Linked DNA regions of Homo sapiens: region 1 is linked to region 2. Evidence: chromatin loops called from intact Hi-C (ENCODE). Cell type or tissue: chondrocyte. All regions are shown on one strand. Each heading gives the region's core, and the rest is flanking DNA. Links, peaks and the distances in the headings are about the cores only.

Region 1 (12,728 bases), core at 2,697-10,696, 1.2 Mb before region 2:
ACAAAAAGGTTTTATTTTTCTAATTTGGGGTTATGGTTATAAAACCAATGACTGTTACCAACAAAAATATATAAATAAATAATTTTAAAAATAAAAATTGGTAGAAAGTAATAGTAATAATAATAATAGCAGCTAACAAACATCTGCTGGAGTTTACTATGTCCCAGTGGGTGTTTCACATCTACCTTATGAGGCATGTACCAGCATCTCCTTCATTTACACAAGGGACTGAGGCACAACGAAGTTAAGTAACTTGCCCAAGACCATGCAGTCACGGAGTGGCAAAGCCAGGCTTCAACCTAGGCAGCCTGACAGCAGAGATAGTGCTATTCATCACAGTAAGCACTCGTAAGAGTTTATGGATGTATCCAAATGTCTCCTTTCTTCCCTTCTTTGGTCCTTGTAAACACCCAAACTACTCCTAGTTATCTCCCAAGCTGCAGTGACATGATCTCCCTGCCACCGTTCTGGGCATCTCTGTAGGACCATTGGGCCTTTGACATGGTTCTCTTGTGGCTGTCCAGTTGAGTCCATGGATGAAGTACCCTCCAGTAGATATGGAGTGATTGAGTTTCCTCTGGATGTGGCAAATGCTCCCACTGTCAACCATTTGGCAAAGATGCAGGGCCTTATTTTTCACATTGAACATTGATGAGATCACGTGATAGGTGTGGACCATTGAGAGTCCTTAATAATAGCATAGCCTGAGTTAGAACCAATAGCCATGATCCAGAAAACCAAGAGTATCTTATGTAAATTAACAGTGACTGTGAATACACAGTAAACGTCAACCCAGGATTCTTCGACCTCACCCACCCAGTCCTGCTCCTCTGACCTGATGAACACCTACTGACCCCTTGACCTCAGCAAAACTTCACTTCCACAGAAAGCCCCCAACTAGATTAAGTTCCCGTTACACATCCTCAAAGCCCTGTATGTCTTTCCTTCAAAACTTTTCTCACAATTTTAATTATATATTTATTCTGAATAATTTGTATCCACTCCCACTGCAATGTAAATTAGATGTTGACAAAAGTGTCACATGTTACCTCTCACCACTGTGTGCACAGTACCCAGTGCCTGGAACATGATAAAATTCCAAGAAACACTTGTCAAATGAACATGAGAATCTGTCTAGTCTCAAAATAACTCAGAGGGTCTCTGAGCACTCTTCCTTTTAGAGGGTCTTATTTTTAAAACTGTCATCCTTATTCTATCTCAGCATAATATCCTATGATTTTTTCCCCTTGAAATCATTGACAGATAATAAGTCTTCTAACATTAAGCGGAGATCACCTTTCTTTCATTCCTCCATCACTCATCTCTGGCATTTCTTCTCTTTGGCTGGCTGAACATCTCATGTTATTTTAACTTTTTCAGTTTCTTTGTCAATGTCTTGGCTCTTCTCTGAACAACTCCTAGATTTTAATTTCTCTCATAATATGTGGTGCCCAGAATTAAACCTAGCACTCAGGGTGTGATTTCAGCAGTGGTGAAGAGAGAGAGCTTTTGTCTCCCTCAGAGCAGATATGACACCTCTAGTAATAGAGTCCAGGTATGCATGTTTTTTTGTTGGTCTACACAGATATCCGTCATAGTAAACTTGTGCTTAACTAAAACCTCACAGATGTGATTACTTGTGCAGTTCATATTGTAGATTAGTGCTTTTCTTATGATACAATTGTTTTTATCGCTGTCATATGTCATCCCTAGAATGACCATGATGCTGGCCTGCCAGCATCTCCATCAATCTTTGTTCCTTTAGGACATTTGCTCCTTATTGCTGCTGCTTGTTTTGTGGACATGTCTTCCATATATACTCATACAAGTCACTGATGCCATTGTATTGTAAAAAGGACCAGGATTCATAGCTCATTATTTGACACTTCATTGCACATAGACAACTCTCACTGTTGGACAACACTCCTGTTTGGGGACATAAAGTAAACACCTGTGAAGCCAGGGTGAGCCACAGAAGGCAGTAGAAGGCTTCTCTGAGGAGGTGGGACTTCAGTTTTGCACAAGACAGAAAGGAGGAGGACGACTTTCCAGATTAAGTGGCCACCTTGGGTGAAGGCATGGGTTTGGGAATGGCTGTAAGTATTTTTAAGGTGTTCTATTTTTCTTTTCAGATAATGACTTTACCAGTGAACATAACCAGCCTGTAATTTAGCATTCTAAATTATGGAGACTTTTAGAAATGCAAATCTAAGGAGGGTAATACCTTTAGCCAGATTGCAAACTGCTGGCAAATCAATTCAGTGTTCTGTAACGCAATATATTATCATGTTTTTTTTCCATCATATATCAATTCAGTGATAACTTTCAATGCAAAAATATTATTGGAATACCAAATAAAAGCATTGCATTTTTTATGGCAGAGCCAGTTATTTTATACAAATTAATATGACTTTTGAAGTTACACAGTTTCCTTCTTTTAGAGTAAGTTAGATCCTACAAACTGCTGCAGTTCCTTGCTTCAGGACAATTGTGTGTGTGTTAAAGGCAGCTCTACTTTATTCTGGGGTTCCTCTAAAGCAAGATAAAGACCCCTGGATAAAAGACTTAAAATTCTGCCTTGAGGAAATTCAACATGCTAATACCAGTTTCAGGTTAAAATCATTTTTCAAATATTAAGTCTTTCCATAAATAATGGAACTGTCGGCTGAACGTGATGGCTCGTGCCTGTAGTCCCAGTACTTTGGGAGGCATAGGCAGGCAGATTGCTTGAGCCCAGAAGTTTGAAAACAGCCTGGGCAACATGGCAAAACCCCATCTCTATAAAAAAATACAAAAACTAGCCAGGCAGGGTGTTATACACTACTTGGGAGGCTGAGGTGGGAGGGCCGCTTGACCCCCGGAGGTTAAGGCAGCAGTGAGCCGAGAATTTCACCACTATACTCCAGTCTGTGCAACAGAGTGAGACCCTGTCTCAAAAAAAAAAAAAGAAAAGAAAAAAGAACTGTAAATGTAAACATTAATTCTGTACAAACTGTCCTAGTAAACAAAGCAGTAGCATTCTTTCCTAACAAGACTGCTTGAACACAAAACTTACAGGCATTTTGGTTTAGTTGTGTTCCTAAAACAGCTAAAGACACTCTGCAGGAAAACACTTAAAGGCTGATCATTTAAAGGGTCAATGATTCAAACAGCTGATTTCAAAATAAATGGTCATAGTATTGTCCCAAGAGATTCATTTCTCCATCTACTGCTGTGAGAGGTGGTTCTATAAGAGGGACTAGGCCCTACTTGTAGCCACTCCACTGTCTCTCTTTCAACCTCCCCTCCACACGGGTGTGTATGTGCACAAATGTGTGTACACATGCACCCCTGCATATACACACACAGAGTAACTGACTTCATTTGGTGTCTGTCATTAAGAAGACACGGTTTCCCTCCTAGCAGTGCACGATGCAGAACAAGCCGTGATCAGAACATCAGGCAACCTGAGTTCTAGTTCCCACTGACCCTGTGTCTCCCTGCTTGATCTCTCTTCTCCTCTGCTCATACAAACTTTTAATTATCTCCACTCTGTCACCTCCTATTCCTTCCTCAGCCTTCAGTAATCTCTCTTCACTTCAGTGGAGAGATGGAGAAAGTTTTAACCATCAGGCCGGGCGTGGTGGCTCACACCTGTAATCCCAGCACTTTGGGAGGCTGAGACGGGTGGATCACCTGAGGTCAGGAGTTCGAGACTGGCCTGGCCAATATGATGAAAACCCGTCTCTACTAAAAATACAAAAATTAACCAGGCATGGTGGCGGGTGCTTGCAATCCCAGCTACTTGGGAGGCTGAGGCAGAAGAATTGCTGGAACCCAGGAGGCGGAGGTTGCAGTGAGCCAAGATTATGATACTGCACTCCAGCCTGGGTGACAGAGTGAGACTCTATTTAAAAAAAAAAAAAAAGTTTAACAATCAACTTCCTGAAGAAAAGAAAAAAGTATTGATTTATAACATTTACCAATTTTCATGGTGTAAATATTGCCCCTATGGCTGATTTCAAGCTATTAGGATGGTGCAAAAGTTATTGCGGTTTTTCCCTTTTTTTTTTTTTTTTTTAATGACAAAACCCGCAACTAAGTTTGTGCCAACCTAATACCAACTTGATGCCACTGAACAGAGTTAGGAAGAAATATGCATAATGAGCTGTCTAAGCTAGTAGGAACACACCACTAAGGGTGCCAGGGCCCCAGACACTGAGCACTGAAGGCTGTCTCTCAATAGGATACATGGGAAATGGATGCTGTCTCCTCCTACAGGCTGGCAGCTTCTACACCCACCCTGTTGGGTGATAGAGGATCTGTCCGAGAGTGAGACCTATATTCCCCATATTCTACTGAACCTGCTATCACAAAGGTCACTGGTTAGTTCAGATTTGCAAAACTCAATGGATATCACTTTTCTCTTTGTTGTACTAGACAATCTGATGTCTTCCTCCACAAAATTCGGCTCTCTTGGAACCTATAAAAATATTAAATCCCATTGATCAAAGACCACCCAGAACACACCAATAGTCAAATAAAATTAAACTCATTAACTTGCTGCAGCAAGGGAGGTTGCACACCATGGGGAACTCTGGGGATGTCTTGGTTAGGATGTCTCCTCACACAGGAGGGGTGAGATTGAGGCTGATGTTAGGTGATCTTGGTGAGGGCTCAAGAGGTGGATGTTTTATTCTGAGATCTCTCATGCCTGGAAGAGGGGTATCTTGTTTTGTGGGTCCATGGTGTTTTGTTTTTCCCATGTTGAGATCTGATTAGGGAGTGGTCTACTTTTTGTCTTGCTCCATCACAATTACAGAGTGACCCTGTCTAATGCTGCTATTGTGTGAAACTATTTATGTTCAGCATAGGATTCTTATAGCCTAGCTACAGTTTCCCAAGCCAACTAGCCGCTGCCAGGGATTTTTTTTTTCCTTTCTTGCTGGTTCTCCATCCCTTCCCTTTCTCCTTAACACGCTAGTCTCTCTCTGCCCTCGCCACCTGCCAGTATTGTATTCTCTAGAATTCCTTCTAAACATTTTCACCATTCTGCTTGTCCTTCTAAACATGTTCTTTGTGTTACATCATCAACTTTTGTGATTTCAACCCCTGCCTGTGTACTCATGGCTTGCAAATATATACCTTTAGCTCACACCTTTCCTTTATGCTTCAAAGTTTTATATCCAACTTCCAGCCAGATGGCACCACCCGGGTCCTCACTCAAACACTTTAACCTCAACCAGTGCAGAGTTCAAACTGCCCTTTCTTCTTCTAAACCAGCATCTTCTTTCTGTAGCCTCTGCAGCACCTCCATCATCTTGATCACCAACATTAAAACTCCAAGACCATCCTTGACTCTTTATCTCTCACTCTATATTTAGTAATTTAGAAATGAGCCGCCTACTCTACCTCCTAAATATTTCTGCCATCCAGGCTCTCTGCTCCATCCCAATGCTCCTCCCCTAGCTCATTGTTTTACTGCTGCAGCTGCCCCCTAACTGAGCCCCCACCCTCTCCGAAGCCCACCTCCTACAAGATCACTAAAAGGACAGCTAAACGTGAATCTGCCCCTGACACTCCATGCGTCGCTCACTGGTTCTCCATCACGTCTTTGATTAAGTCTGAGCTTCCTGAAAGTGACATATGAAACCCACCCCTTCCCCATGATCTGGTGTCTGTTTGCCTCTCCAGCTGCACCTGTCACTTCTGCTTGCCTTACACTTCCCACTGTTTTCGCTTCTCAGATACACGATGCTATTCTTGCTTTTCTCTTGATGCTATTTATGGAATACCTTTCCTCCCAGTCCCCTCCCTATTTACTTCCTGCTGGTCTTTTAAGATCAGCTTCAGACCACATCCCCCAAGAAATCGTCCCTGAATCCTGGCCTATGCCCTCTGTCACCTCCTCCAAACTAATGTAACTACGTGCTCTTCCTCAGTGCTCCCAAACCCTGGAAGCATGTGGACTAATCACACTGTTCCGAGTCATCTCTTTTATGTCCCTATTGGGCCGTGAGCTCCTTGAGGAAAGGGACCTGATTTTATTCGTCTTTATGCCCCCAGCACCTGTCATAATGCAGGTGTTACATAATTGCTTGATAAATGTGTGAATAAATGATTGGTTTTGTCAACAACCACTCGTGAAACTTGGCTTCTCTGAACTTCTGCGTAGTCATCTATCTGTTGAGATGGTTAAAAAATGAACCACAAGGAAATGAATCGCTCGAAAATGCTGTGGAAGTAGAGATAAATGAAAAACTTCTGAGAATCAAAATTGAAAAGGAAGTATTTCTTTGGAACACTAGATGGCAGTAGCACATCATATTTCAGCATAGCATTCGCTGTGCATTCAGCTGTCCTAACGCGTGGCCATGTCTGCGGGCTACAAGAGCAGAGAAAAAGGCACGTCACTTTTGGGCCTGGAGCAATCAGCATAATTTTTTTTTTTTTTTTTTTTGAGACAGGGTCTCACTTTCTTACCCAGGCTGGAGTGCAGTGGTGCAATCACGGCTGACTGCAGTGACTGCAGCCTCGACCTCCTAGGGCTCAAGTGATCCTCCCTTCTCAGCCTCCTGAGTAGCTGGGACTACAGGTGTGCACCACCACGTCCTGCTAATTTTTATATTTTTTTTGTAGAGACTGGGTTTTTCCATGTTGCCAGAGCTGTTTTTGAACTCCTGAGCTCAAGGGAGTTCAGCCTCAGCCTCCCTGGGATTACAGGTGTAAGGCTCCACAACTGGCCAAGTCAACATAATTATTAGGAGTCAGAAGTTAAGGGTGGTTTCAGACGCATTTGCTCTCTGTGACTTAATTCTAACTAAATTCCAGTTTTAACCTCCTCCCTGGAACCAGTGTGGCAGCATTCCAAAAGGAATTGTTGACAGCCTTTCAGTGAATGGGAGCAAAGAGCATTTGTTTAGCAAGAAGCATTTGTTTAAAACCACGTTCTAAGAATACCCTAAGCTACTTTACAAATAATGTATTTTTGAATTCTCATAACTAACTGTGAGTTAGATGCTGTCAGGCCCATTTTACAGATGAAAACACTGAGACTAAGTAAATTAGCTTGGTAAATAAGGGGATTCAAACTCCGACCTGCTTGCCACAATATGTGCAACCTATCACGTTGATGTCATATTCTCTTAATTGAGCTAAAAGCTGTGACTTAAGCATAGCATTTGGAACAAACAAGTAGATGGAGTTAATGAGTTGTCAGTATAGACATATACTGTCTACTGAAAATAGTTAAATTATCAACACCAGTCCCAAGCTTGAAAGTCACTAGGTAAGTGGAGAGTGAAATGCTGAGCTCAAACAATGTCATCTGCAGCCCAGAAATATAGTTAGAAATAACAAAGGCTAACGTTAATTGAACGCTTCAAGGCACGTGGCACTATTCTAAGATACGTATTAATTTCTTTAATTTCAGATTCATCTGGTGAGGTAGGTACAATGATTACACCTACTTTGCAGATAAGGATACAGAGCCACAGATCATTTAAATTACTTGTTTAAGGCTACTCAACAGGTCAGTGTTAGAGCCCAGACCAACCCTCTGGCTCTAAGGCCTCAGCACCTAACCACCACACAATTAGTTATAGTAATAATAATAATGGCAATCAGCCCTTATATAGTGTGACGTGCCGGTCTCTGTTTTAATCACACATTAATTTCTCTTATCCTTACAACTTCTCTATGAGGTTTGTACAAGTATTGCTTCTACGTTACAGATGAGGAAACTGAGGCATGGGGAAGCTAAATGAGTTTTCCTGGATAGCACAGCTAGTAAGTGGCAGAACTGGGCCGCACGCCCAGATCTTTACAAAGCTGCGCAATTAACTTCTAAAACTTTCCATTTCAATGTGCATATTCTTAAATTTATTGGAACACATTTGAAATTTGTAGAGCATACCCAGTTGTCTGCATGTATTTTAAGACTCTACTTATCTCTCCAAACCAATTCCAGACTACTCATTCTTTCTCACACATATGCAGTCTCTCTCGTTACAGTATAAAAATTATTATTATGCTTCTGGGTCTATCACAAAAATGCCGGTTGTACATCCCAGGGTTATTTCAGCCTGGAAAATTTCCAATAAATATTCAGCTCAGGCCTAAATTATTCATGCCCTTAAAATATACTTTTTACAAATATTCTCACCAGACAGGGGGAAGGGAATGAGAAAACACAGGCCCACACTGAGCTGAGCTGTGTTTAAAATTACCTGGACTTGTTTCTTGAACAAGTTGAAGGAGCCATCAATGTTTGTGGGGCTTTTTGTATTTAAAAGTCACACATTTCAGTCTGTTTCTTATATTGACATTTTGTTTCATTTGGAGCTTTAGAAACATGTTTGCATCTCTCAGTGAGTCCCTTCCTGGAAATAAGGCCACCTTAGCCCAGCCCATAATAACCTCTCAGAGACCACTTGGCCTTGTCTCCTGCCTGTACACAGGTCTTTGTCTTATCCCCAAACAGATCTGAAACACCTCGAAGCAGAGGTTTCCACTCCTCTGCATTCCTACAATGTCCACTTCAACGGCCAGGATCAATATTCCTTCATTTCAAGAAATAGAACTGATCTTAGCACTTTGGGAGGCTGAGTTGGGCAGATCCTGAGGTCAAGAGTTCGAAACCAGCCCCAACATGGTGAAACGCTGTATCTACTAAAAATACAAAAAAAACAAAAAATTAGCCAGGTGTGGTGGCGTGCACCTGTAGTCCCAGCTACTTGGGAGGCTGAGGCAGGAGAATCGCTTGAACCTGGGAGGTGGGGGTTGTAGTGAGCTGAAATCGTACCACTACACTCCAGCCTGGGTGACAGAGCAAGAGCACTCCAGCCTGGGTGACAGAGCAAGACTCTGCCTCAAAAAAAATTAAAAAGAAAATAAAAAAGAGATAGAACTGCCACATAATAAAGAGGTTTGCTATGTGGATAGAGATGAGAATGAGAAAAATGTTCTCTTTTTTTTCTGGTTTTCTTTTTTTTTAACTTTTATTTTCAAGTTCCAGGTACATGTGCAGGTTTGTTACATAGGTAAACGTATGTCATGGGGGTTTGTTGCACAGATTATTTCATCACCCAGGTATTAAGCCTAGTACCCGTTGGTTGTTTTTCCTGATCCTCTTTCTTCTCCCATGGCTCCACTCTCTGATAGACTCCAGTGTGTATTGCTTCCCTCTGTGTGTCCATGTGTTCTCATCACGTAGCTCCCACTTATAAGTGAGAACATACAATATTTGGTTTTCTGTTCCTGCATTAGTTTGCTAAGGCAAATGGCCTCCAGCTCCATCTGTGTTCTTGTAAAGAACATGATCTTGTTCCTTTTTATGGCTGCAGAGTATTCCATGGTCTATACGTTCCACACTTTCTTTATCCAGTCTACCATTGATGGGCATTTAGCTTCATTCCATGTCTTTGCTAGTGTGCATAGTGTTGCGATGAACATATGTGTGCATGTGTCTTTATGACAGAATGACTTATATTCCTTTGGGTATATACCAGTGATATGGTTTGGCTGTGTCCCCACCCAAATCTCTTCTTGAGTTCCCACATGTTGGGGGAGGGACCTGGTGGGAGGTAATTGAATCATGGGGGTGGGTCTTTTCTGTGCTGTTCTTGTGCTAGTGAATAAGTCTCACGAGATCTGATGGTTTTTAAAATGGGAGTTTCTCTGCACAAGCTCTCTCTTTGCCTGCCACCATCCATGTAAGATGTGACTTGCTCCTCCTTGCCTTCCACCATGATTGTGAGGCCTCACCAGCCATGTGGAATGGTAAGTCTATTAAATCTCTTTCTTTTGTAAATTGCCCAATCTTGGCTATGTCTTTATCAGCAGCATGAAAACAGAACTAATACACCCAGCAATGGGATTGCTGAGTCAAATGGTATTTCTTTCTTTAGGTCTTTAGGAATCGCCAGAGTCTTCCACAATGGTTGAACTAATTTACATTCTTCCCAACGGAGTAAAGCATTCCTTTTTCTCCACAACCTAGCCAGCATGTTATTTTTTGACTTTTTCATAATAGCCATTCTGTCTGGTGTGAGATGATATTTCACTGTGGTTTAATTTGCACTGCTCTAATGATCAGTGATGTTGAGCTACCTTTCATATACTTGTTGGCCACATGCATGTCATGTCCCTTTGCCCACTTTTTAATGGGGTTGTTTGTTTTTCCTTGTAAATTTGTTTAAGTTCCTTACAGATGCTAGATATTAGACCTTTGTCAGATGCATAGTTTTCAAAATGAGAAAGAGGAAAATATTCTAAAATATATAAATATCCTATAATATCTAACACCTCTGTTTAAAAAAAAAAGTAATTCCTAAACTCATTCAGGAAATCTGCATCTGCCAGTGAGACCCATCCCTCCATCAGTTTGGAGTCAGCTGACATTGTCATGTAGAGAGACAAAGTGGAGCAGCAGCCAGGAGGCTTATTAATTTATTAATGTTCAATTAGAGAATGTTGAAAGAGCTATGCTGACTCTTAGAACTCACATAGAATATTAAGTAGGATACAGGGATACCTTCAAGTCTTTTGACAAATATCCTGCTTCATTTCTCTGAAGATGAACTTAGATTACAACATTTCTTGTCTGTTATTGTAGTGCTGTCACCATTTTCATTAATTGGACTCAGATGAAGATTTCTGTAAATGAAGCAAAAGCTCTAAGTCTTTCTTTTTCTCATCCTAGTGTTCTGTATACATGCATATGCACTATGCATATACACATTCAATATGTGAAACCAAATGCTTTTGTTTTGGAAAATGGCAATAAATTTCTGATCTGAGAAATCTAATAAATATATGAATCTCATTTATTACATTTATAGAAATTTGCATTTACTACATATGATCTTGGTGTATAGTTAGCACCAGCGGGCCTAAGAGATGTTTTTTAAAAGTTGAAATCTCAAATGGCAAAACACACAAATTAAATATGGTTATTCTATTACAAGAGAATCAGCTTTTTACACTTTGAAAGATTTAAATGAGTGTTTCTTTTAAAATTAGATGAGTTAATCAAGCACTTTTTCAGTTGGATTTGTGGCAACTAGAAAGGAATATAGACCCTCCCACGTCTATTTCTTTTGAGTTTTCAGTTTAATTTGGAGGACAGTTCATAATGGAATATATTTGAAAACAAATAGCATTAAAAAGTATCTATTAAGTGCCCAGTGGAGACATACTGAGTGAACATTCAGAGGAGAGCTGGAAAAAGAATTATGGGGTAGTCCGGTGCTATGAACTGTTTGTATCTCCCCAAAATTCATATGTTGACACTGAACCCCTAATGCAATGGTACTAGGAGGCGGGGCTTTTGGAAGGTAGGTAGGTCATGAAAGCGGAATCTTCATGAATGGGATTAGTGCACTGAGAGGAGACATGGAGAGAGCTTGCAGTAGCTGCAAGAAGAGAATTTCCTTAGGCTGTCAAGATCCAGCAACTTGTTCTGGCAGATTATGACTCCTCTTCGGCTTCAAAGAAATAAAGGTTTTAAGCAAATACACTTAGTGTCTGTTGCATACTTTCCCTGGGGAACTACAAAATATAAGGAATTGGATATTTATTGACAGCTACTATTTATTTAGTGTTCACATTGGGTCAGGAATTGTGGCAAGCAATTCTTGTACATTGTCTGCAGTCTTTCCAAAAACCATGAGAGACAGATACTATACCTCCCCTATTGCAGAAAAGAAAACTGAGGATCAGAGAAGTTAAACAACATGTCCAAGGTCTTGGTAGCCTTGGACCAAGGCTTGGTATTTCTCATCCAAAGGGTTGGTTGCCAGGACTCTGCACTGGGTCTATCCAGCAAAGTCTGTGCTCTTTAAATTAAACACCACTGTCTCTTGAGATCATGCTTTAAAAAGGATGAAATGGGCTTTTTATTCTAATTTTTCAGGATGTCTAAAAACTTACGAAATAGCACATGCTCTATGTTAGTTGCCTTGATGGCATGGTTTGAGATTAATTTATTAATCAGAGCATAACATAAGTAACTTTGAGTGAAAAGGACAATTCCAATGGGAGAGAATGTCAGAGAGAATGACGCTGAAGAAATTCAGGGCTTAAGACTATATTGTGTCTTGCAAAACCAGGAGCCAAGCGTTGGATCACGTATGCAATCTGGGATATAGTCCAGTTGGGTTTCAGGCACACTGGTCATCAAACAGTCCCAGCCAGAATATTTGGGAAGGTCTGGGACCTGAACAACAGCTACCCATGGTGCGTCAGAACTAGAGTGGGTACAGACTTGACATCTTCTGAGAAAACTGCTCAGTGCTCAGCTTGTGTAATCACTGACATCCCAGGGCATCTCTCTGCATAGGAAAGAACTGGAAACCAAGGAATGAGAGGGAGAAGAAAGAAAGGGAGCCTAGACAGCAGAGATAAGCCAAGAGGAGGGAAGTGGAGAAAGGAACACTCTCTCAGTATGTCAGGTAAGCAATGATAGAGTGGATTTAATTGCCCCTCTGAGAGTCTGATGACACCAGCTGCCTTAAATGCAGCTTATGCACCATATTTAGCCCTGTCCCAGAGTCTCAGAGCAATATCCCAGGTTTTGTCCTTCTCAAGTTATTTCTGAACCAGCATTATGGAAAGGGAATCAGACTGGAAAACACTAGAGTTTTGGTCTTGACTTTGCAACTAATTATACAACTTTGGAAGATACTAAGTCTCTCTGGAATTAATTTTCCTCATCTGTAAAATGCAGAAGTTGAACTAGCTAACAGAGA
Region 2 (12,728 bases), core at 2,458-10,457:
AATACAGACATGTTATATCTCTCATATTGTTTCCTGAAAAGATCATTTTTAAGTGACTTTGAAAGTATACATAAAATAGAAGTCCCTCCCAAACATATACTTCAGGAAAATATTTAAAAGCAAGCAAGCAAACAAACAAAATACAGTGGAGATGAAAGTTGTGTTAGTATTAGTATGATTAGTCAAGATAATTTTGTTTCATGTGTTTGATCACAATTCAAATTAGTTCTGGAAGGGAAAATTTTATTGTCTCTCGTAACCAAACTTCAGGAAGGGTTAAGTTGCACCTAGACCTCAGGGACTCAGATAGTAACAGATTACCTTTTTGTTTCTGCTTCTTTCTTCATATTTTCTGTTGATACGGTTTGGCTGTGTCCCCACCCAAATCTCATTTAGAATTGTAGTTCCCATAATCCCCATGTGTTGTGGGAGGGACCTGGTGGGAGGTCATTGAATCATGGGGGCAATTACCTCCATGCTGTTCTTGTGATAGCTGAGTGAGTTCTCACGAGATCTGATGGTTCTCTCTGCCACCATGTGAAGAAGGACGTGTTTGCTTCCTCTTCTGCCATGATTGTAAGTTTCCTGAGGCCTCCACAGCCATGCTGAACTATGAGTCAATTAAATCTCTTTCCTGTATAAATTACCCAGTCTTGGGTATATCTTCTTAGCAGTGTGAATACAGATGAACAGAGTGTGTATTCTCCCACACTCACTTCTTTCACACGGCTGGAAGTATGGCTAACAGCAGTTTACAGGCTCATAGTTTCATCACTAAAGAGGACTTAAAACTTGATCTCTCTGTTGTCAAGTTAAAAGCTCCTGGGGGAGGGGGAGGAATGCAAATTAAAACCACAGTGCAATACCACCTTACTCCTTCAAGAATGGCCATTATTAAAAAGTCAAAAGCAACAGATATTGCTATGGATATGGGGAAAAAGGAACTTTTATGCAGTGCTGATGGGAATGTAAATTAGTACAACCTCTATGGAAAACAGTATGGAGATTCCTTAAAGAACTAAAAGTAGATCTACCATTTGATCCAGCAACCCTACTACTGAGTATCTACCCAGAGGAAAAAAAGTCATTACATGAAAATAATCTTTGCACGTGCATGTTTATAGCAGCCCAATTCACAATTGCAAAGATGTGGAACTAGCCTAAGTGCCCTTTGACTAATGAGTGGATAAAGCAAATGTGGTATATATACACCATGGAATACTACTCAGCCATTAAAAGGAATGAAATAATGTCTTTGCAGCAACTTGGATGAAGCTGGAGGCCATTATTCTAAGTGAAGTAACTTGGGAGTGGAAAACCAAAAACCATGTGTTCTCATTGATAAGTGGAAGCTGAGCTGTGAGTACGCAAAGGCATACAGAGTGATATATTGGACTATAGGTACTCAGAACAGGAAAGGTGGAAGGGGGGTTAGGGATAAAAAACTACACATTAGGTACAACGTACACTACATGGGTGATGGGAGCACTAAAATCTCAATTCACTGCTACATAATTCATCTGTGCAACAAAAAACTATTTGTGCCCCCAAAATTACTAAAATGAAGAAGAAAGGAAGAAAGCTAACTCCTGTGGGAAGGTTTCTGTTGGGTCAGTGTTATCCACAGACCAATTAGCTGCAGCCAGAGGGTAAGATGAAAGTGTGATGAATGTTTCAACTGGGCCCATCTGGGCACCCCTAGCCATTCACTGTGCCCAGGGCACATAGGATTATGGGAATTTTCACATGGACGTATGTAACTAAAGTGAAAAAGTGGCATTTTGTGGAAGGGTAGGACAAGCAATGAGTAGACAGAACAGAAGATGTTCACGGCCATATATTAGAGTTTTCTTATCTTCCGTGTTTGAATCTTGTCAGGCTGTTTTTATATTCTTTTTGGCTTTGTCATACGGACCAGTGCATTTATTATGGAAATAGATTATATAGCTATCAGTAATTTGTTCATAAATATTAGATTCTGTTCATTTTGCACAGAGATTAATCACCTGCCAAAATGTACATGATTTTCTTGGTGCAGAAAAATTACTTATTAGTCATATTAACAAGGGAATATCAAACATATTTTGAAGGGCTAGAAATGAAGACATAATGACCATATACTTCTTTTTAATAGAATATTTATTTATATTAACAAATGTTGCTTTATAGAAGACATTTCAACCTTAATCAAGTAAACCCTCTCTGAGTGATTTATGATATAATTTTGTTAGCTATATATGTCTTTATTATATGAAGAAGATTTGGAAAAAAAAAAAACTTTAAAAAGAGTCCCTGTCAATTACAGCTTAAAATCTATGCCTTGAAACAGAAATTTTAGAAAAGGTCTGCTTCGCTGTTAACTCTTCTGGTGATGGAGTTGTCAGTTTAATATCCATTTCACACCGAGGTGATTAAGTCAATTGTGATAATTCCACCCCATGGTAAAACCAATCCCAGTGGTTGGTTGGTTCAGAAATTGGTCCATGACATGATACATGAAGAAAAGGATGGTTCTGGAGAAAGTTTTCTTTTCCCTACTTGTCACGTGAGCTCTGCTCATGCCACCTGTCACCGGTCCACGGTGCGGCCAACACTGACGACAGCCCAGGAGAGAGATGAGAGAAGCCTGAGTCTTTGTGGACATTATTGATCAGTGAATTAATCAACCCTGAAGCCTGCCCTTGCCTTCTTGACTTTTGACAGATAATAAATGTATTTCTCATGGTTTAAGCCAGAATCAGGATTTCTATTATTTGCAGCTAAAAATTTCTTAATAGATATGATTGCAAAGTAGAAGAGAGAAACTTATTATCAAATAATTGTAATACTGTGTACGTAATCCATACAAACAGAGGTATTTATAAGGTATAGGGGTGCTGCAAAGTAGGGAGGTATATGAGGAAGTTTCTCAGAGAAGAAGATACTTAAGGTGGGTATTGAAGGACATTTCAGCAAAGGAATGAAGATGAGGAAGTGCCTTTTGGGCAGAGGGAGCAGCATGTGCAAAAGCACAGAGTAATAAAATAGATATTCTCAAAATCCCTCAAGTTAGACAAATTACAAAAGGCATAGACACATCTTACAGGAACTGTGGGTATGGTGGGTGCTAATCAGGAAACCAGGAAGTTGCCCGGGACAGATGTGTCTTCCCTCTCCATCTATCTTGATTTAGCACCAGATGGTCTCTTACTATTGCTTTGTTCAGGCAATGTGTTCCACTCTCCCGCTGACTTCTGCAAACCAGTTTCTCTGCTCTTCAGTATGAGTGCATGGCTTCCAGAGGACATTACAGGGTCAATATTAGATAATTTCACTAAAAACACCTCCATGCTTTCTTTGACTATAGTTTCTCTGTCTCTTTGTTGGAGTTTTCCCGGCCAGCCAATGTGCTAGCCTTTCCTGACAGCTACTTGCCCATAGTCCAATCTGCTGTATCATTGGGAGACAGGGTCATTATGGTATAAACATGGCTGCCCAGATTCACCATTTCAGTTGGCCTGAGCTAGTGCAAGGACTTTGCTCCATAGCGTATAATACCTGGGGGTTCCACAGGGAAGATGCTACAGATGCTGGCACTCGACAGCTGGACCCTGGAAGCACCTGGAGGCAGTCGATAGTGGCTATCACCTGGGAACCTTGGCTGCTGCTGCTGGTGGACGCACCTACACATGGCTTTTCCCTGTGGCATGGCTTCCTTACAGCATGGCCGTGTCAGGGTAGCTGGACTTCTTATATTGTAGCCCAGAGCTCCAGAGGCGTGTGTCCCAAGAGAACCAAGGGGAAGCTATGCGGTGTTTTCTTATTCAGTCTTGAAAGTTACACAGGAAGAGAGTCCATAAGTGAACCTCAGATTCAGGGAAGAGGCCTAATGCTGTTTTGATGAGATGAGTGTCAAAAAATTTACAGGCAGTTTTTGTTTGTTTGTTTGTTTGAGACGGAGTCTCGCTCTGTCACCCAGGCTGGAGTGCAGTGGTGCGATCCGGGCTCACTGCAAGCTCCGCCTCCCGGGTTCACGCCATTCTCCTGCCTCAGCCTCCTGAGTAGCTGGGACTACAGGCGCCCGCCACCACGCCCGGCTAATTTTTTGTATTTTTAGTAGAGATGAGGTTTCACCGTGTTATCCAGGATGGTCTTGATTTCCTGACCTCGTGATCTGCCCGCCTCGGCCTCCCAAAGTGCTGGGATTACAGGGGTGAGCCACCGTGCCGGGCCTTTACAGAGTTTGAAACACCCTTGGCAGTGCTCTGGGGAAAAGTTGATCAGGATTAAAGGGATAGGGCATGCCATGGGGAAAAGCTGGAGACGGCTTTCCATTTTAATTAGTGTGGCCATCTAGGAAGCAAATTCTCACAAAGACCTAAGGGAGGTTTAGGAAGGAAAGCACATTTTAGGCAGGCGGCAAGTTTGTTGAATGTGGTAACTAAGTAGCTTGGCTGGTGGTGAAGAAGAGGGAAGGAATGGAAGAAAGTTCTAGATTTCTGGTTTCAGTGTCTGGATGAATAGCAGTTCCATTAACCAGGAATCAGAACACAGGAAGTGAATGAGAGAGGATTGAATAAAGTCTTGGACATATTCTACTTCAATGTGTATCAGACGTCAGTGTGTGTGTGTGTGTGTGTGTGTGTGTGTCTGTGTGTGCACGTGCGTGTGTTCATTCAGTAGTAAGCAGAGATTGGGGAGGTCTGGGCTGGACATCTGGGTTTTGAAATGCTCAATTTCTAGGTGGTATCAGAGCCCTTTAGAAATAGATGAAATTGACTAGTGAGGTGAGGTAAGAAGTCTGGCAAACACCAATATTTAAGGTAGGAGCAAAGGGCCTCGTATAAGATTTTGAATAGCACTGGCTTGAGAGGTAGGAGAGACAGGAAAAAGGAATGATTTCAGGGTCAGAAAAAGATAGAGAAAGGCTTAGGGACCTTCAAATATCTTTCTGAATGATGCACAAAATCCTACCATTCAAAATTTCTTCCTTTAGTTTTAAATGCTCTCTCTCTCAAATTTCTCTATTAAGATATAAACGTCCCAGCAGGGCAGAAAATTGAGCCACTGATACCTGAGCAAATGAAAGGCAGGAGAACACTTCAAAAAGGGAAGGGGTTAAAAAGGGGAAGAAAGTGGAGTTGCTCCCTACAGAATGGCAGAAAATTTTTGCAATCTACCCATCTGACAAAGGGCTAATATCCAGAATCTACAAAGAACTTAAACAAATTTACAAGAAAAAAACAACCCCATCAAAAAGTGGGCAAAGGATATGAACAGACACTCCTCAAAAGAAGACATTTATGTAACAGCCAACAGACACATGAGAAAAATGCTCATCATCACTGGCCATCAGAGAAATGCAAATCAAAACCACAATGAGATACCATCTCACACCAGTTAGAATGGCGATCATTAAAAACTTAGGAAACAACAGATGCTGGAGAGGATGTGGAGAAATAGAAACACTTTTACACTGTTTGTGGGAGTGTAAACTAGTTCAACCATTGTGGAAGACAGTGTGGAGATTCATCAAGGATCTAGAACTAGAAATACCATTTGACCCAGTGATCCCATTACTGGGTATATACCCAAAGGATTATAAATCATGCTACTATAAAGACACTTGTACATGTATGTTTATTGTGGCACTATTCACAAGAGCAAAGACTTGGAACCAACCCAAATGTCCATCAATGATGGACTGGATTAAGAAAATGTGGCACATATACACCATGGAATACTATGCAGCCATAAAAAAGGATGAGTTCATGTCCTTTGTAGGGACATGGATGCGGCTGGAAACCATCATTCTCAGCAAACTATCACAAGGACAGGAAACCAAACACCGCATGTTCTCACTCATAGGTGGGAACTGAACAATGAGATCACTTGAACACAGGGCGGGGAACAGCACACCCCGGGGCCTGTCGTGGGGTGGGGGGTAGGGGGAGGGATAGCATTAGGAGAAATACCTAATGTAAATGATGAGTTAATGGGTGCAGCAAACCAACATGGCAGATGTATACCTATGTAGCAAATCTGCACGTTGTGCACATGTACTCTAGAACTTAAAGTATAATTTAAAAAAAAGAAAAAAAAAGTGGAGTTGCTCAAAGACATCTTTTGTCAATTTCCTATTTTTATTAGACTGTAGCGAGCAATGGTGCTTGGGCAGAGTGTATTTGGGTGACCTTGACATATTTTTAATTTTGAGGGTTAAAATAGGTCACATAGGATATTTTTTGTTTCAGTAATACAAACAGGAAATGGTAAGTGGGGATGGGGGCAAATTCTTTAAGGAAATGACAGTCCAGCAGCTCAGGAGAAAAGCGCAAATTTGAATTTACAGACCTTTAGCTCCATCTAGTGGTTAAGTGATGAAAGGAACAAATATTTTGTAACATTATCATGGTTCTTTAGCTACATTACTTTTACATGTCAGTCTATAATTATTTCCTGGATAGTTATGTATTATGATACACTTTTGTTTAACAATTTTCAACTAATCTATTAGTTGATCATCTAGCTAAATAATTGATTTCCCAAACTGGTGGAATGTGGTGTTGTAAAGTTGGGGAGGGAGAAATAGATAAATGGATATAGACAAATGCCTCTTAACTACTTGAAAACTCTTACGTATCTGCTTATTATAGTGTTCAACACATGCTAGCTTCCTCTGACTTAGCATTGTATATAGGATTGCCTCTCTGAGAAAGTAAATAATACTAACAGTTATGCTAATGATGACGATAATAATTGTGGCCCAGGAAAAGATGTTTGAAAGGAAGAGAGTTCAAATAGTTATGGTTTGTTATTTATGAGGTTGGAAAAGTGAAATTAATCTGTAAGAATATAAAACAGAACCTGAAATAAAGAATTGATCGAATTATTTTCAGTAAGTTACACACCATACACACACACACATAATTTAAACAACTGCATCAGCAAATTTGCAATGTCATGTTCTGGAAATATTTCCTAGGGTGGCAAGCTTTTTTGGCATTTGCTTGCAGGCTGATAAATCTCAGTAGCCAAAATTTGTGCTCATTATGGCAATGAAAGGGAATATTTACAGAGACGATTCCAATCTTTGGAAAGTTGACACAACTGGGTCAGGTCTATGGCACACCCACAGACTCACGGTGAGCTTGGAAAAACAATGGTAAGAATGATGGAACAGGTTTTGAGGTGGTCTTATAATATTGTACTCCATGTTTTCAGAGGAGGAGAAATGATAGGAACGGGCTTATGTTTTCTTCATGAGAATTTGAATACAAGATGTATTAATTAAACATCTTCATTTTACTGATGGAGAAACTTGAGTCAACAATGATTAAATTACACAGCTATTTGGTTGCAGAGTTAAGACTAGACCTATGTTTTTTATTCCTGATCTACTATTCTTTTCAGTAACTATTAATAGAAGAGTTCTCCATTTCCATAGAAGACCAAAGTAAGAGAATGTGAGTTTACATTTGCATCAAGAAACTTTGGATAAATTGAGGAAGATTAGTTAAGTGTAAAGTAACTAAATATTGTATTTCCTTTATTCTAACATGTACTTAAAAAAAATCTTAACATTATGAAATCAGCCTGAATCTTATAATCAATATTAAAACATAATCGCTGGCAGGCAGTTGGGCGAGTTGTAAAGCGGTCATATTTATGTGCCAGAATTTAGTAACTAACATTCTCATTTAATAGAGTATAGAATTGGGAGGGTAAGGCATTGGCTTAATTTCTGAAAGAAACTGTTTATTTCCAGCAAGAAGGAATTCAGTTAAGGAAAAAAAAACTGAAACCGCAATTTAAATCACTGATATTCTTTCATTTGACTTGAAGTGCTAACGAGGTCAAAATATTAAGAAGGGGTAAGCAGCTCACCATGAGGCTACTCATGCACTTTCAGGGGTCACACTTAATTTGGAGGAATTTTTATACCAAATTTGAAAAAGCGTAGACCCGAATCTTGTGAATCCCAAAAGGAAACGGTGTGTGATTGTACGGATAAATACATGGTATAGTTGTGTTCATATATTTTAGAACTTGTGTTCATGTAATGTAATGGGTTTTTCTCTTAATCACTTATTGATCATTTTACAATCAGTGGCATTTAAGAATAGGTGTCATTTGGTTTATCACAGCAGCACTGCGTCTTAGAAAGAGCACTGACTCGGAAGCTAGGTCTGGAAACTACTCTGCTCCTCTATCCGCTACTGTGTTGTCCTTGAGCAGTTGACTTCCTCTCTAAATGTCAATTTCCTTATGTAAATTTGGAAGAATATCATGAATCTTGCAAGCATATTGTGAGCATTAAATGAGATTATGTATGTAAAGTGCCTACCACAATATCTGTCACATAGTAAGTGCTCAACCAAGGCAGCCACAGGAAACTTATGGTCAACAGAGAGATTTGTTAAGAGATGTTGATTGAAGGGTAAATTTCTTCGATTTGATCCCATGCAGTCTAAACAGTGTTTCTTACCATTTAAAAATCTATGCCCTATCAGTCAAGAAGATTTTGAGGCCAGGCGCAGTGGCTCACGCTGTAATCCCAGCACTTTGGGAGGCCGAGGTGAGTGGATCACGCGGTCAAGAGATTGCGATCATCCTGGCCAACAAATACAAAAAAACTAGTTGTGCATGGTGGTGCGTGCCTGTAGTCCCAGCTACTCAGGAGGCTGAGGCAGGAGAATCGCTTGAACCCAGTAGGTGGAGGTTGCAGTGAGCTGAGATTGCGCCACTGCACTCCAGCCTGGCAACAGAGCAAGACTCTGTCTCAAACAAAATAAATAAAAAAATAATAAGAGTTTGAAATGTCTTTCTACATTTTGTTTTACTAAAAGAATGTGTATTAAAACATCTGTCCAAATATAGTATGGAATATGTTTTTATAAGTTACTGTTTTCTCTCCCTTCTCCCCAGCCTGAGAGGTACCTCTACCCAGCTGAGAACTATTGATCCAAAAAATGGTGTCAGAAGGGGATCTTAGAAACATTTAGATATTTAAGTTCATATTAGGAACATAACAGTCAGTTCAATCATTTTTCACCTACTGGCCTCATCGTCCTTATGTTTGCTAAACACATAGGGTGAAGAGAGATGTATGAAACTGGTCATCATCTTGCTTATCCTCCTTTCAAGAGTTATCCAAAATACATGCAACGGGGCCATATTTACAAGGTGATCTAAGAATGTGTATGCACAATTGAAGTATACTATATGTGCTTTAAGGAGATAGCAACTGTCATGAAGCAAAAAACCCAACGGAACCCAAACCAAACCCCAAACCCAGTGGGTTACGAGAATAAACCACCACCACTAACAACAATAAAATTCTGTGGCCTAGTGACTAAGGAAATCACAAGGCCAAATGTTATACCAATCCATAGGAAAACCCAAAGAGAAAAGACCTCAATAGCCTCCAATCCCATTTCCTTCACTGTAGCATGTGTTCATAAAAACAGTACTGACAATCTGGAGTTGGCTGACTTTTCCTGATTTTGTGCTAGTTTGACTTGCACTCAAGCCTTAATTTTGCTCCCCACTCAGCTTTCAGGAATGGACAGGCAGAATTCTTTGGGCACTATTAACTTTTCAAAAGCCACTCGCCTATTTGCATATCTCCTGCAATGCGCACCACGCTAACCTTGCCTTGCTACAGGCTCCTCAGGAGACAGATTCCCCTGTCGGCTTTGTTCAGCAACCCAAAATGTAATCAAGTAACCACTCTACTGTAGAGGGAAGAAAGGGAGGGATTTCAGGGCTGAGCACAATGGTGATACCATGGGAAAATTCCAAGAATTCCGTGAACCACAGTCCTCACCCCTGGTTGTGCCCCTGCCTCACTAATCTTTCAGATTAGTTCAGCCTAATGAAAACTAATAACATATAAAGCAAGTAATAATATTCACCGTCCATCTTTCTTTCATGTGCTTTTTGCTCACTCTGCAAGTCCTGATTTAGCCAAGCTGAATTCTCAAAAAGCACCACTAACTGCCTCCTGGGGCTGCTTCATTTAGTGCTCCTCTAGGGGAAGGAAGTAACTGATAAGAATCCAGCCGCTAAAAAGTCATTATTTGTTCATAGACAGTATGGAAGAGGTCGGTCTGATAGTTTCTCTTTCCCAAGGATCATGGATTCAGTTCCTCAACACAACAGACTCTTACTTATCATAGCTTTTCTTTCATTGTGTATAAATATCAAAATATGATAGAAATTCACGCCAGCCGCTCTTAGAATATTTTCTCACTCTTTAGCATTACTGCATTACTTATGAGTTTAATTTCTTCCTGGGAAGGGAAGAAGTTCTTTATTTCAGATGTTTTAATATTTTTTTAAAATATAGGTAGGTCTCACTACAAGGCAAACTAAAATTATCAGCAGTATGTTATTTGATGGAAAATATTCTTATATTTCCTTTTCCAGTTTAAATTAAAAGTATGGCTACCAGGAAAAAAAAAGAATCATTTTTCTCCTTGCTGCATAAAAATAGGTCAAGTAATTTAAGCCAGTCCATTGCAATTAAAATTCTGACATTGCCATTGTTCCTTCTATTCTAGGGGGAGAAGACAAACAGAGCCCATGATAATAGGGGTTCACTGGCTGAGTCATTTGATGTGCTACCTATTGTTCTCTTCTGGAGGCTCAGCCTCAACCTGCCTGGGAGCGCTGATTTTGATGATAGTGGTGCAGTCCCAAAATGATAAATACCATCTCTGAAGCATGCATTTCTGAAGAGGTGTACTGCTGCTTTCATGCTAGCAAAACATTTCCACTGCAGAGGAAAAAATTGCCAATGGCATGGGTCTTAAATTCCTTGAATTCTAAATTTATTTATTTTTTGGAGACAATGTTATCTGCCCAGTTTATTTTAAAGTAAATTTTACTGACTCAATTAGACAGCAACACTCATCCTCATTAAAGATCCTGCAGTCCTTTCACAAGATTAGGGCTGGTGGCTTGGTCACATTCCAATGTGGATAATTGCATTCTGCATTCCTGGATATTTCCCTCCACCTTTCCAACCTCATACCGTCAAATGCATTGTTATTTACCCTTACTGCAAATCAACAGTCCTGTTGTGGAGGCGCTGAGGGTTTGCCATCCCCTCAGTTTGCAGGCTAAAGCATCAGCCCAAACCACTGCTCCTTACACTTTTAAAAGAAAACCCCTTAGGTAATGCATATTTTCAAATATGAGGCAAATCTCAATTATGCACACTTAATCATAGGTTAAGGTTTTTGGTAAGTAAAATATTCTTATTTTATAAAGGATGTTTATTTTGGAATCTTCTTTGATTTAAAAAATGTGTTGCTCGAATATGTGCTGTTTGCTCAAAGAAGAAAACAAAGTCTTCAGAAATGGCAACAAAACAAACAAAAAAGCGAAAAAGCTCTTGAGGAAACAGCTTTTCATTGACCTTCTAAATAAATTCCACAAGGGGGCGAAAACACCTAATGGTCCGGGGCTGCAAAGTTTTTATTGCAAAGCTGGCCACCCATAATAGATTAGTGGATTAATATTTTTCTCTAAAGGATCTGGCCTTTAATGTTGACATCAATTTATAGCCATCCCAGGCGTTTACAGTAGTAAAAGTCATGGAGACCATAAACTTCACAATAGATGTCAGCCTTCTGCTACTAGTGCTCTAGCCCAGCACCCCATAAACAGTGGTGATTAGGTAACTGTTCTTCAAAGACCCATCCATAGCTCTAACGTCTTTATCAGCTCCCGCAAAGATACTGTCACGAGGATTTTATCAGGCACAAGACAGAAGTATACGTTTTTATTAATGTGGACTTATTTTTCTGACATGTAGCTATGAGGTTGCACTGCAGCTTATCATTGATCTCTTCTTGAAAATCAAGCATGGAGTGTCTATTTTTGGGCAAAGCTTAAAGAACAGAAGCTCTCTTGTATCATATTAGAACTTTTTGACAAACAGCCAAGGTACAGAGGTCAAATTTCCCCATATGCTATAAGCAACTTAGTAGGAAGCAAGACCACAAAAGGTTTTGCAAATGTCTGCCAGTAGCCGGGTGATCTAGGTCACTGTACAGGTTTCATTAATCAGGTTGTTGAAACAAGGAGTTATTTTTCTCTGCTTAAGAGACCTGCAGATATCATGTAGAATCTGCTCAATTGTTGATCAAGAAAGAGTTTTTAATGAAACAGAGATCACTCAAGTGAACTGGGGTGCGGGAGCGTTTGTATTTGTACTGAAGACAAATTGTGCTTTTTAGCCCAGCTCCTCTGTTTGAGTCCTCTGTTCTGGTAGGGATGGGCTCAAGATCTAATAATAGTTCCTTGGGCTCTGCATCTCCACATACGTGTTCCGGCGTTTGAGCAGCAGGAGGAATTTAGTGACAGAGCAGGTGTTGTGGCTTATTCCCTGGCAGAATAAATGGTGAAGGGTGGTGGCAAGACAATTCTTTGGCTTCTTTATGCAAAAAAAAAAAAAAAAATGCATTTAATCACTTTCCTTTTTTCCTGGCACTAGTGAAAAAGGATTGGAGTTGCTGTATTAATATGTATGCAAACATATTTTTTCACTTAAGCCTCTGGAAAAAAAAAAGAGAGAGAGAGAAAGAAAAACTTACTGTGAAAATGCTTAGCCAGAAAGATTCATTGCTGATTGCAGATTTAGTATTGACATGTCTTAGCTGAAGAAAACTTCAGCTTTAACTATTAATGTGGAAATCTGGATCAGCTTTTAAAGTAGGGTAAAAAGAGTTTTGGATGAT

The links. A loop is a pair of places that touch in the nucleus more often than their neighbours do. Peaks named below come from ENCODE experiments on the same cell type or tissue, not always from the same donor. Only the 100,000 strongest peaks of a DNase experiment are listed, where the experiment ranks them.
Region 1: it touches region 2 in a loop (8-fold over the local background); 11 of 110 quality-filtered maps call a loop at or near these places.

Annotation. Positions count from the first base shown.
Region 1 is chr6:138,109,763-138,122,490 of GRCh38, forward strand. No RefSeq gene overlaps it. Among named protein-coding and RNA genes, the nearest start is that of PERP, 8.7 kb to the left of the region's middle. In chondrocyte, for the core only: CTCF peaks have their summits at 6,296 (motif pointing right) and 6,495; no DNase peak of the experiment used is centred there.
Region 2 is chr6:139,358,244-139,370,971 of GRCh38, forward strand. No RefSeq gene overlaps it. Among named protein-coding and RNA genes, the nearest start is that of CITED2, 10 kb to the right of the region's middle. RefSeq lists an enhancer at 10,576-11,394. In chondrocyte, for the core only: a CTCF peak has its summit at 6,331 (motif pointing left); a DNase peak (open chromatin) is centred at 3,637.